Regions from separate parts of the Homo sapiens genome. Here all the other regions are linked to region 1. The links are chromatin loops, found by intact Hi-C in ENCODE. Cell type or tissue: OCI-LY7. All regions are shown on one strand.

Region 1 (4,000 bases):
GGTTTTGCCTTTACTTTTAAATGGCAAAACCCACAATTACGTTTGCACCAACCTATGTGTGTTCATGAAATACCTATCCCTGCATGAATTAATAAATCCCATGGGTCTTGGATATGGGGTGGCTGTTCATTACTTCTCAGTGAAGTACAAATGTGTGTGTCTGTTCATCTTTTAAATATAGCATTCCTTATTAATTTTAATTTCATAGCAATTTATTGGCACCCACTATGTACCTGATAGTGTCAGCTCTATTAGCATACTACAGCTAAAAAAGCTTAGCTTCACATATTGACAACACTATATTGTACAATTTTTCGTTGTCTCTGAAACAAAGAGACATAACACTTTGCCTTACAAGCGTTCACCCATGGATTCCCCATGTTCTCTGCCAAGAGTAAAATGTAGGGCAACTGATAAGAGGCTGCACAGCTAACACACAGGAGGAGAAGCCTGTTCTCATGGGTTTGCTTCTGCTTCTTACGGCTCATTTCACAGAAAATTCACTTTTCTGTGTCTTAATTTCCCCAGCTACAAAGAAAGAAAAAACTATTTATTTTGTGAACACAGGAATAGATAAAGATTCAGTGACTAGGTTTAATGGGGTCATTTAATTTTCTACCTAGACCTATTACTAAATACGCTGTAATTTGAAACAACAAAAATAGTGTGTGCTGTCAAGGCTGCCAGCTTATATAAGTAAACCTAACCATTAGAACCAACCGGTTTGTGCACGTCGTTATGACCCCAAAAGTTCCTATGCATATCGCTTGAGAAAAATTTCACGATATCATGGAAAAGTGGATGAAAATGACTTTAGGTTGAATTTAAACAGTTATTTTTAAAAGCCTTGATAAAGGAAAAATAATGCAACAGGTAGAGAACATGCTCAATAGTTAAATATTGGAACTCATCTCTAAAATGTGTAAATCCAGCAAGTCAGATTAACTACTCTCTTCTTAGTTCCTCTGGATATTGATATCATGTATATACATGGTAGAGATTTTCCCTTCCTTATTTGAAAAATTATTTGTGTAGCCTTGTCTGAAAATCATCTCTTTGCCTATATTAAATGATTTATAGGTCTACAAAAATTAGCATAGCAATGTAAATTATAGTTCCAGCTTTGTTACTAATTAGGCGTGTCATTTTAGTTATATGTCTTAATCTTTCTGGATTTCAGCTTCATCTGTAAGGTGAGGGGCAGAGCAGAGAAGATGTATAAGTGGCGTACGCACCGCCACTCACCATGCTGTTTGCGGCAAGCATTACTAATCAAGCATGACAATCTTTCCCATTGAACTCACACATTGCATAGGATCCTTTTCATCACAGCGTATCTCTGAATTAGATTTTACCTGATTTTATTGAACACTTACTATATGTCAGCCACTATTTAGGATACTTATCTGTATTAACTAGCTTAATTATGACACAATTATGACAGGATTCTATGAGGCACGCAAATTAATATCCTTATTTTGCAGATTAGGAAAGTAAGGCCCCAAAATTTACATATAGTAAGCAACAGAGCGTAAAATCAAGCAGCCTGTGCTTTCCTTCATTTTGTTACTTTGCCTTTGAGTTCTCTAGAGTCTATTTTAACACAAATTCTATGGGTAGTACTAAAAGCATGCCACAAACATTTGACAGTGAGAAGTATTCTCTGCTCTTTGGGATTTGTTTTATTTTGTTTTTTAGTTTCTTCACAGCTTTATTCTCAGCACCTAGCCCCGTGCCTAACAGATGGTGGACACTCAGTAAATATTGATTGAATGAATAAATGCTGCCATCCCCACAGCCAGTATCACTATACTTTAAAAAACAGGCTGTGAAATTATCTCTTTTTTATATTGCATCAGTCTGCTATTCTGCAGACTCCACATTGATCATTTTCCAGGCAGCATCTTATTTGGTTTCCTCTGGCAGGAGCTACAAAAAGATTAAGAGAGGGAGGAACCCAAGGGGAACTCCCAGCTGTCCTATCTAATGTTCTATCTCAGTTCTTCACTGGTTGAGAGTTTATTATCATTTTAACAATTATCTGGGACCCACAAGTAAGAGGTCGGCCACAGGCAATTCTTAATTGTGGGAGCAGTGATGATGCTTTGCATAAGCTGACTCTTGCCATGCAAGAGAAGCAGCCCGAAACGAGAGTGGTCAATGCCAAACTGGGAGGAGTTGTGTCTGACTAAAGAACAGATGTTCTTGTGTATAATTAGTAGAGACTTGCAGTGACCTAGGTGGTTATTTAACTCAAAAAGGAAACAGCCAAGAAGCCAAATTTGGATAATTTTGAGGGGATTTCATGGTGAGTCATTGAGCAGACTTTAACAATGACACAAAAAGAACAAATTGGTAATCTAGTGTTTATAGTGATGTATGTAGAATTAACATCAGGACAACTTAAAACCAATGACACTTTTTGTCTGGATCCTTACGCTTTCACAAAATAAACTAGTACCTAGCTTATCTGAATTATAAGCGATAACAAAAGCTACAAGTAACCAGAAAAGCACGTTTGGAAGATGCTTATCAGTGACATTTTCTACAAATTATGACAAATGTATTTGAGGAGTAGTCTTTAAGATTCCTGGCATATGCAGATGTCTATCTGTATCACATGATAACCATGACTTTGGAAACCATTATATTTCTTTCAAATGCCAGACTGAATCCAGATATGAATGCTTGGACAGCTTCAAATAATGAAAATAAGAGTGTGCTAACATTGACTGCAGTGTACGAGATAAAAAGTAGGGCAGAGAAGGAGCAAACATAGACCCCCCAAAAAAGGCCATTGGCAGGAGCTACAGAAAGATTAAAGGGAGATGAAAGGGAGGGAAGGAGCCCGAGGGGAATTCCTAGCTGATGCTAATTGTACCATAGCCACCAGCTACCTCATTGGGTTCCTTTGTGGTTAGCACAATGGGGTACTGGTTGCTGTCCTCCAGGGAATTCTGCACAGCTCTGAAAAGAAAGCATTTCATGTATTATATGAGGTTGAGAGAAAGGTGAATAAAATAAGTTGGAGATATTGTCATATTAAGAGGAAATTAATATCCATTTTAATTAAAGGTAATCAATATTGGGAGATGTAGCAGGATGCAGAAAGAAGAGAGTTGCTAATTTCAATGCCATTAAAAAGCTGTGACCATAGGCAGGTGCCAGCACAGACAGACATCAGCTGCATGTACACCTGCTGTTCCCTGTGAAGTGGAGCAGTGGTTTCTGTCAGGTTCAAAATCAAATCATGAATTTTGCCTACATGTTGTCAAACTACCTGGGATAGTTTCCTCCCTCTTGGCAGCCCCTGACCCAACTAGCATTGTCATACCACTTTGTAATAATCCAAAGATTCTTCATCCCAGGTCTGTCCATTTCCGAGAGGCCCATGTCCCGAAACTGTTCCTCTCCCCCTGCTATGGACTGAATTATGTCCCCAACAAATTCATATGTGGAAGTTCTAAGCTCCAATGTGATGGTATTTGCAGATGGGATTTTTGAGAAGTAATTCGTTTTAGATAAGGTCATGAGGGTAGAGCCCCCACGAAGGGATTAATGCCCTTATAAGAAAGAAGAAACACTAGAGAGCTTGCTTTCTCTCTCCAGCTGCCTGAGGACACAAGAAGGCAGCTGTCTGTTACCTAAGAAAAGAGCCCTCACCAGACACTGACCCTTCTGGCCCCTTGATCTTGGACTTTCAACTTCCAAAACCATGAGAAATGAATTCCTGTTGTTTAATCCACCTACTCTATGGTATTTTGTTATGACAGCCCAAGCTGACTGAGACACCCTCTCTGCCCCATGCCATCCAAAATCACACTAAAGCATAGAAAGTGTGTGGTATATATATATATATATATATATATATATATTTTTTTTTTTTTTTTTTTTTCATTTAGGTAGTTAAACCATCCGGGTTCTTCGTAGAGTAGGTCATGCAGACTTGGCCAAGGGTACACAACTGCTCTTCATCTCACCCACAAAATGAGAGATTTAG
Region 2 (4,000 bases), 650 kb after region 1:
CTACCAAATCCAGCCAGGTGTAGAGAGGCAGTGTTACTGACCAGGACCCAGCAGACAGGAGAGCTGCCATGATAGGATTCTGCTGCCACCAAAAATATATAAAGGAAACAGGTGCCCTAACACACGTGTAAACCCAGTACCAGTGGCAGAAATAACACAAATACATTTCTCATGCAAAATAGGCTAAATGATAAATATTTGCATCACATAGACTGCTGAAAATTAACCTTTCTTTTTGGGGGTTACCACCATGACTATGTGGTTTCAAAGGAGGTTAATATCACATGTTTAACTTCAACTCTGTAAAGCCAGGATGAAGCTAGCATACAAAATACATTTTGGTAGAAATCTAGGTATGTGGAAGGTTGCTATGAAAAAATGAAAAGAGGAATGATAGAAGTATATTTTCTTTTATATACAAAAAATGAAGTCCCAAAATATGGTTTGTTGAAGTAGCTATTGACAAGATGTTAAAATTATTTTTCCTTTGCTTTGGTTAAAACAGCCTAGGAACGGCAATCAGTTCCCCTTCTATAAGTAGCATAAAAACACAGTGACAGGACTACTTTTAGAACAGAATAAACAACTTTCAAGAAAAGAAATTAATTTTAAGTAAAATTAAACATTTTACCAATAACTAAAATTTTTAAAAAGGTAGCATCTTCATCCTAACATCTTGGGCATAACACACACCAATTAAAAAATCAAATTTCTTTCACAATAGAATTACAGGTGTTAATGCAACAAGCTATGAAGTGAAATTACTTTAATTTTTTTAAAAGAAATCCTAGCAATGAAAAATGAGTTTGAAAAATTGACATTTTCTACAATTCTACATTTTGAAAAATAATTGACTAATACTTTTTTACAGAACACAATTCAAACTATTGTTGGCATTTCAATATATTCCTAAAGATGGTTAAAAGAACATTTAGTATACCAAAACTGGAATAGAGTTTATAATTCTCATTTACGGCTATGAAAAGGCAATCAACTTCTATTTAAAACTGTAACCAGTGATGAAATATATTTCGAAAACATAAACATTTGGTCTGACAATCTTTAATATTTGTTAAAAACAGTCTGATGTTTGTTGCTGATGGAAGTTATTTTAATCCAATGTGCAAAAAAAGTGCAGCTGTCTACTTTTTACTTGAAATACGTAAGACCAACACTACTATTTACACACTTAAAAGATTTTAAATTTATTAATTTAAGTAAGCATACTGCATCTCCTTTATGGATAAATCATGTGCCCCACAGAGCCCCAAAGCTTGATGACATTCTGTAAAGTTACACAAATGTATCTGAAGAAGTTATCTGTTCTTGTCCTAATTTTGATTCTAAATAAAAATCCAATTTCAAAATCAATTAAGATTTTAATCTAGGAAATCTTGGGATTGTTACACATGTAAAAAACCTTATCTCTGAGAGCCTTTTCTATTCTTCTTACCACAGGTCCACTCACAAATCGCAGCTGGTATGGACTGGTACTGCCCCAAATAAGAGGAACCTAAGAGCTTGGCTCCAAGACCCCCCACCATCCCGGTGGGTTTGCTTGGCCTTTAGGATGTGTGACTACAGCTTTTGGGTAGGTACAGGGCAATCAAGATTGAGGAAGAACACTTCAGCAAAGCAACCATTATTTGTCCACAAAAACAGTGAAAAACAGTGATATAAAATTAACAAACCAAATATAAATCTAACGCCATTCTGCATTTCCAGAACTTTTTTTATATTTGTGCAGTGTTCTTGGTCAACCACTCACCAATTTTCTGCGTCTATCTGAAGTACTTTTAAAGTTATTAAAACTGCTCTTTTGACCATAAGTCACATAGAATTGTGATTAGGAAATCAATTTACTTATTACTCTGTGCAGGGCACTTGCTAGGGTGGTGAGTGTAAAGGAACTAAAAATGGAAGTCTCTCACTTCTAAACTGGACACAGGAGTTCTCAAATTAAAATAATAAAAAAAAAAAAGGGAGAGAGGTGCTTACTGGGCAACATTAATACTAGACACCAGACAAGACAGTGAAACGGTTTGGTCAGAACTGAGGAACACCATTTCCTTGAAAAGTCTTAAAAATAGCTAACCAAGCACTGCCTTAAGTCCAGTGAGTACAATGTTCCATACGTTTCCACAAAAATATTGTAACTGGCATTCACTCATTATGATCCACGTCATCTCAGTCTCCACTTTCCAGGCAAAGTGTCCCTGTCCCACCGCCTCTAGCTACAGGCTATCGTCTCCAGCTGCTGTTCTGCTTCCGCAGCCATCGCTGCCGCCTGCAACTGTTCTGTCTCGCTCTGGATGGCACTGGGGGTAACCTGCTTCCTTTCACTGTGCATATTGTTCTCGTGCCTTTTCAGATCAGATGCCTTGGCAAATGCCTTGGTGCAGGAGCCACACACAAAAGGCTTTTCCCCTCTGTGTCTTCTTTCATGATCCTTGAGGTGAGACTTGTGTTTGAAGGCTTTGTCACACATGTGGCACGCAAACGGTCTTTCATTACTGTGAACTCTCTCATGCTTCTTTAAGTCTGGGGCACGGATAAATGATTTTCCACACACCTCACAGCTATAGGGCTTATATCCTGTGTGGATTTTTAGGTGTTCTTTCAGGTGGGCCTGTGTGGTGAAACCTTTTGTGCACATTTCACAAACAAATGGCCTGTCCGCCGTGTGGAGTTTCTCATGCTTCCTCAATCTGCCTTCATCAGAAAACGTCTTCCCACACGCCTGGCAGGCAATCTGCTCCCGATGGTGACCATAAAGCAAATACTCAAACTTCATGTCACTGGCGGCTGTTGTCCAGCCTGGTGTCTGTTCATCTTTCACTTCACTCATCCCATCATTAAATGTTAAGGCTTGAGGGGTCTGGGACCCCAAGTCTTTTGATTCTGGGGTCTCCATGGATTCTACTTCCTGGCCGTAGCAATTGACCTTCCGAACTTCCTCACTCCCCAGCTCTTTCAGGATCGCTTCCTGAACCCTGAGCGTTGTGGTGGGCGACTTGCCGTCCTCCTGACTCGGGGGTGTGCCTTCTACTGTGTCATCAGAAGGACTGTCATCCTGATCCCCGATTTCCTCTACATCATCATCCTGGGTGTCAGCAGCATCTCCAATGGGGCGATTTATTTTAAGGCAATACTTACTTTTGGACTGACCATTGTTTTCATCGGGACTGGACACATCACGCTTCTGAGAACACAGTTTATCCAAAAATCGGATACCAAGAATCTGACCCGATGACATCATTAAGTTAACATCTTCTTTTTTCACGGAAATCTTTGCTGTGTACATGTAGTTCAGGACCTCTTCAAATATATCAGAACGAAGAAAATCTATTTCTATGACCGAAGAACTATCAACCTCAAGCTTCTTGAAAAGCTTTTTAAAGTAAGTGCTGCAGGCAGCAAGAACACATCTGTGTGCTCTGAATTTCACATCCTCAACCACAATAGCAATATCACAAAATTCTCCTTCCAGGCGTTGTTCATTTAGTGTTTTCAGAAACAGAGTTTTATGATCATCGTCATTATATTTAATGGTTTCAGACATACTGATGAAAAACTCCTACAAAAAAAAAAAAAGTTTAGTAATTATAAATAGTACTTTTCCATATAGAGAACACAGTCACATTTTCATTTCCTGGTCAATCTATGGAACCTAACAATTTCAGAAAGTCAATGTTAAGAGTGGTCTTTGAATATGGGTAGAAAAGACTGATCCCAACTCAAGGATCTCCATATTGTTACTCCTGTTCATCTTCAATTTACTAAGTATTTGCCTAGTTATATCCCAGGCATTGTTCTATGTGCTTTACATGTTTTAATTAATTTAATATTCAGGTAACCTCATGAGTACGTATCACTATCCTTATTTTAGAGACAAAGTTAGAAATCTGCCCAATATTCTATAGCTATTTAGTGAAGAGCTGGGACTTAAATGCAGACAATCTGGCTGCAAAACCAGTGCTTCCTGACTAGAGATAATCAA
Region 3 (4,000 bases), 150 kb after region 1:
CTAGAGAAGAACTAGGTTTGGCATTTTCTAGATCTAGAGCCCACCTGTATTCTTTGGCTTGTGGCCTCCTTTTGCCATTTTTAAAAGCCAGAGCTATCAACATCAGATAACATATTTTCACTTTGCCATCTATCTTATCTTTGCAGATAGGAAAGGTCCATAAGTTTTAAGAAACTTGTGATTTGATTGAGCCTGCTTGAATTATCCAGGATAATCTTTCCTTCTCAAGATTCTTAACCTTATTAAATTGGCAAAGTCCTCTTTCCTATGCAAAGTAACATATTCACAGGTTCTGATGATCAGGGCATAGATATCACTGTAAGACACTATTTTGCCAACCATAGTGGTTATTAAAGCATTCTTTACAGAGAAGGGTGATCCTCATATGGGGTATTAAAGAATGAGCAAAGAGGAGTTTTGCTTCTGACTGAGATGAAGAGACTGCTTTTACCCTTTCAGCTAAAATAACAACAAAAAGACAAAATATATTAAACACCAACTTTCAAACATTGGATATCAGGCAGCACAGGGCAGTAATCTCTGAAAGAGAGGAAACAAATAAAGTGAGCATTAAGATTGCCCACCTTGCTCTATGGAAAGAGATTCCACTGAATTTAGGGAAAAAATCCCAGGAGAAACTCAGAGATCTGTTTCAGTTGAGGAGAAGGAGTTGGGAGTGGAGGGAGAGTGGATATTCCAGGGTGACTATATATCACAGGGAAGATTACCAGAAATGAGAGAGCTCCCTAGAGAGAGAATAGAGATCAACAGAGAGTCCCCTGGAGTTATTCACCAAGCACTGATCAGCACATTTGTCAGGAAACTATCTGAGACCAGGGAAACAGCTACCCAGAAGAAGCAGAGAGAATAATTCCTATAACTTATACAGGGCTCACAGTATTTTCAAACAATACCATTTACAACAGCATAAAAATATGAAATGCTTAGGGACAAATCTAATAATCTAATAAAATATATGTAATATCTACACACTGAAAACTGAAAAATGCTACTAAAAGAAATAACAGAAGACCTAAATAAATGGAGATATATACCATGTTCATGGATAAGAAGACTCAATATTTTTAAGATGTCACTTCTCTCCAAAATAATCTATAGATGTAACACAATTTCAAGGAATATCCCAGAAGTCACTTTTTTCATAGAAACTGACAAGATTATCCTAAGACTTATATAAAAATGCAAAGACTTCAGGACAGACAAAACAAACATTGAAAAAGAAGAATACATTTGGAGGAGTTACACTACGTCATTATAAGACTTAGCATAAAACTACTATAATCAAGACATTGTGTCATTGGCATAAAGTTTGACAAATAAATAAATGAAACAGAAAAGAGAGTCCAGAAATAGACTGACACAGACATGGTCAATAATTTTTTACAAAAATGCCAATAAAATTAAATGGAAGAAACTTATAATTTTCTCAAAAGATGGTGAAAGAACAATTGGATTTTATCTTGCAAAACATACACACACAAACACAAAACAAAAATCAAGAAAGGGTACAGAAAAGGCAAGATGGCTGACTAGACACAGCCAGGAGGAACAACTCCCACCAAGGGATGGGGCACTGGGAAGACTGGTGTACTCTAAGCAGATCTTCAGAGGGAAGGCATTGAGAATAGATGGAGGGAAGACACAGATGTTGGACTAAAGTGGGAGAAAACTGGGAATGTTGCATGGGGCTACTCTACACCAGGATGCATTCCTGGGCCCCAAAAACTCCTGGGGAAGGGGTGTGTTGAACAGGCAAGGAGAAACCTGCTCTTGCCACGGGCCTCTGGAATCTTGGCAGGAGGATACCTCTTGACCACCATGGACACTTACATTGGCAGGAAGAGCTGCTAAGAGAAGTGGTAGGGAAGAACTACAGCCAGAGCAGAACCCAGAGTGTTTAGTGTGGGAGCATCTGTAGAGGAGCATGGCCAGGGTCATCCCTTTCCCTAGGCTTGACTCACTCCCATTGGAGACATTAGCCCTAGGGGAACTGTCAGACCTGAAATCTGCAGAGAAATCTTGCCTATGAGACTGGGCCAGTTCAACCTGATCACCTCTCAGTCTGCTAGATACTCCTAGGGCCCCATCCCAGCCACGCCTGCTTGCAGTTCAGCCCCCCAGATACCTCCTAGGGGCCTGCATCATAGCTCCCATGATAGTGGACCACACACGTGACTAGCAGAGTACTCCAGCAGAGCAATCCCAGTGGACATGCACCAGCTGGCCTGCACCCTCCTCCCACTGCATCCTCCACTTGCTGCTTTGCCTGCACGCACTTGCCCACAGCCACCCCCCCCACCCACATTACTTTGCCAGTGTGTATGTGCAAGTGCAAACCATGCCTTCCCTTCCCTGCCAGTACACATGTGCATCTCCATCCTGCCATGCCACTATGCATGAAGAAAAGAGGACCTGCCCTGCCCTGAATGGCTACTGACACCTACAGGAATGTGCACAGACATGACACACAGTCCTGCACCCACCTGAGTCCTGCTCTCATGCTGAAACCACCACCTGCATGGACATGCACAGTCACACTTTCAATACCAGCCAGTGCTACAAATGCATACAGGAAAAGGCCTACTGCTTCTGTGAATACTGGCACAGATGCTATGCTGTTAATGCCAGCTGCTGCTGCAAATGCCCACATGGAGGCTGGCACCCTGGCACCCGCTAGCACCCTGTTGCAACTGACAAGGGTTCACCCCACCATGCTGCAGATGCAGCTGATACTGGCATGTGCAAACAAGGATGGATCCCACTGCCACCACCCTAGGATGTGCTTTGGCTGGCATTTCCTATTGGAATGTTATGAACAGCAGTCTGGGAGCACCTTGACTTTTCTAGTGCAACAAGTTCTTAACATCGAGGGGCCAGACTGGGTGCGGTGGCTCAGGCCTGTAATCCCAGCACTTTGGGAGGCCAACACGGGTGGATCATGAGGTCAGCAGATCGAGACCATCCTGGCTAACACGGTGAAACCCAGTCTCTACTAAAAATACAAAAAAAAATTAGCTGGGCGTGGTGACAGGCACCTGTAGTCCCAGCTACTCAGGAGGCTGAGGCAGGAGAATGGCATGAACCCTGGAGGCAGAGCTTGCAGTGAGCTGAGATCACGCCACTGCACTCCAGCCTGGGCGACAGAGTGAGACTCCGTCTCAAACAAACAAACCAACAAACAAAAAATAAACATCGAGGGGCCAGAGAACAAAGCAGGGTCCAATACAAGTCTCCCAGAGTTACAGCATGAAGTCCAGGAGTACTGAGCTGAGCCTTGGCCACTAAAATCTTCCAGAAATGAAGCCAGTCAATCTACCTTACATCACAAAAGCCATCAAATACAATAAAAGAAGAAAAAAATTCAAAAACAGCAACTTCCAAGATTGAAGGGCCATCAACTCACAAAGATGAGAAAAAACCAGTGCAAGAACTCAGACAACTCAAAAAGTCAGAGTGCCATCTTTCCACCAATCAACACTAATTCTCCAGAAAGGGTATTAACCAGGCTAAAATGGCTGAAATGACAGGAAGATAATTCAGAATATGGATAAGAATGAAGATAATTAAGATACAGGAAAACATTGAAATCCAATCTGAGTAAGCTAAGAGTCACAATATAAAGACACAGGAGTTGACAGACAAAATAGCCAGTACAGGAAAAAAAAATAACCAATCTGATAGAGCTGAAAAACACTCTGCAATAATTTTATAATGCAATCACAAGCATTATCAGCAGAACAGATCAAGCTGAGGAAATAATCTCAGAGCTTGAAGACTGACCTTCTGAAATAAGACAGTCAGACAACAATTTTAAAAAAAGAATGAAAAAGAATGAACAAAACCTCCATGAAATATGGAACTGTATAAAGAGTCCAAATCTATGACACTTGGGCATCTCTGAAAGAGATCAGGAGAATGAAAGCAGCTTAGAAAACATACTTCAGGATATCATCCATAAGAAGTTCCCCAACCTAGCTAG

What was found. A loop is a pair of places that touch in the nucleus more often than their neighbours do. Peaks named below come from ENCODE experiments on the same cell type or tissue, not always from the same donor. Only the 100,000 strongest peaks of a DNase experiment are listed, where the experiment ranks them.
Region 2: it touches region 1 in a loop (15-fold over the local background); 1 of 110 quality-filtered maps calls a loop at or near these places.
Region 3: a loop joins it to region 1, with 8 times the contacts of the local background. A loop is called at or near these places in 1 of 110 quality-filtered maps.

Annotation. Positions count from the first base shown.
Region 1 is chr18:4,637,626-4,641,625 of GRCh38, forward strand. No RefSeq gene overlaps it. Among named protein-coding and RNA genes, the nearest start is that of DLGAP1, 180 kb to the left of the region's middle. In OCI-LY7, no CTCF peak of the experiment used is centred here; DNase peaks (open chromatin) are centred at 2,156, 3,196 and 3,596; H3K4me3 peaks cover 2,653 bases; H3K27ac peaks cover 3,891 bases.
Region 2 is chr18:5,288,628-5,292,627 of GRCh38, forward strand. ZBTB14 (zinc finger and BTB domain containing 14) reads right to left here. Exons shown (of 4, transcript NM_001243702.2): 4 at 395-3,577. The coding sequence ends at 2,231. Among named protein-coding and RNA genes, the nearest start is that of ZBTB14, 5.1 kb to the right of the region's middle. In OCI-LY7, no CTCF peak of the experiment used is centred here; a DNase peak (open chromatin) is centred at 54; H3K4me3 peaks cover 2,966 bases; H3K27ac peaks cover 4,000 bases.
Region 3 is chr18:4,787,204-4,791,203 of GRCh38, forward strand. No RefSeq gene overlaps it. Among named protein-coding and RNA genes, the nearest start is that of LINC01892, 290 kb to the right of the region's middle. In OCI-LY7, a CTCF peak has its summit at 2,466; a DNase peak (open chromatin) is centred at 2,518.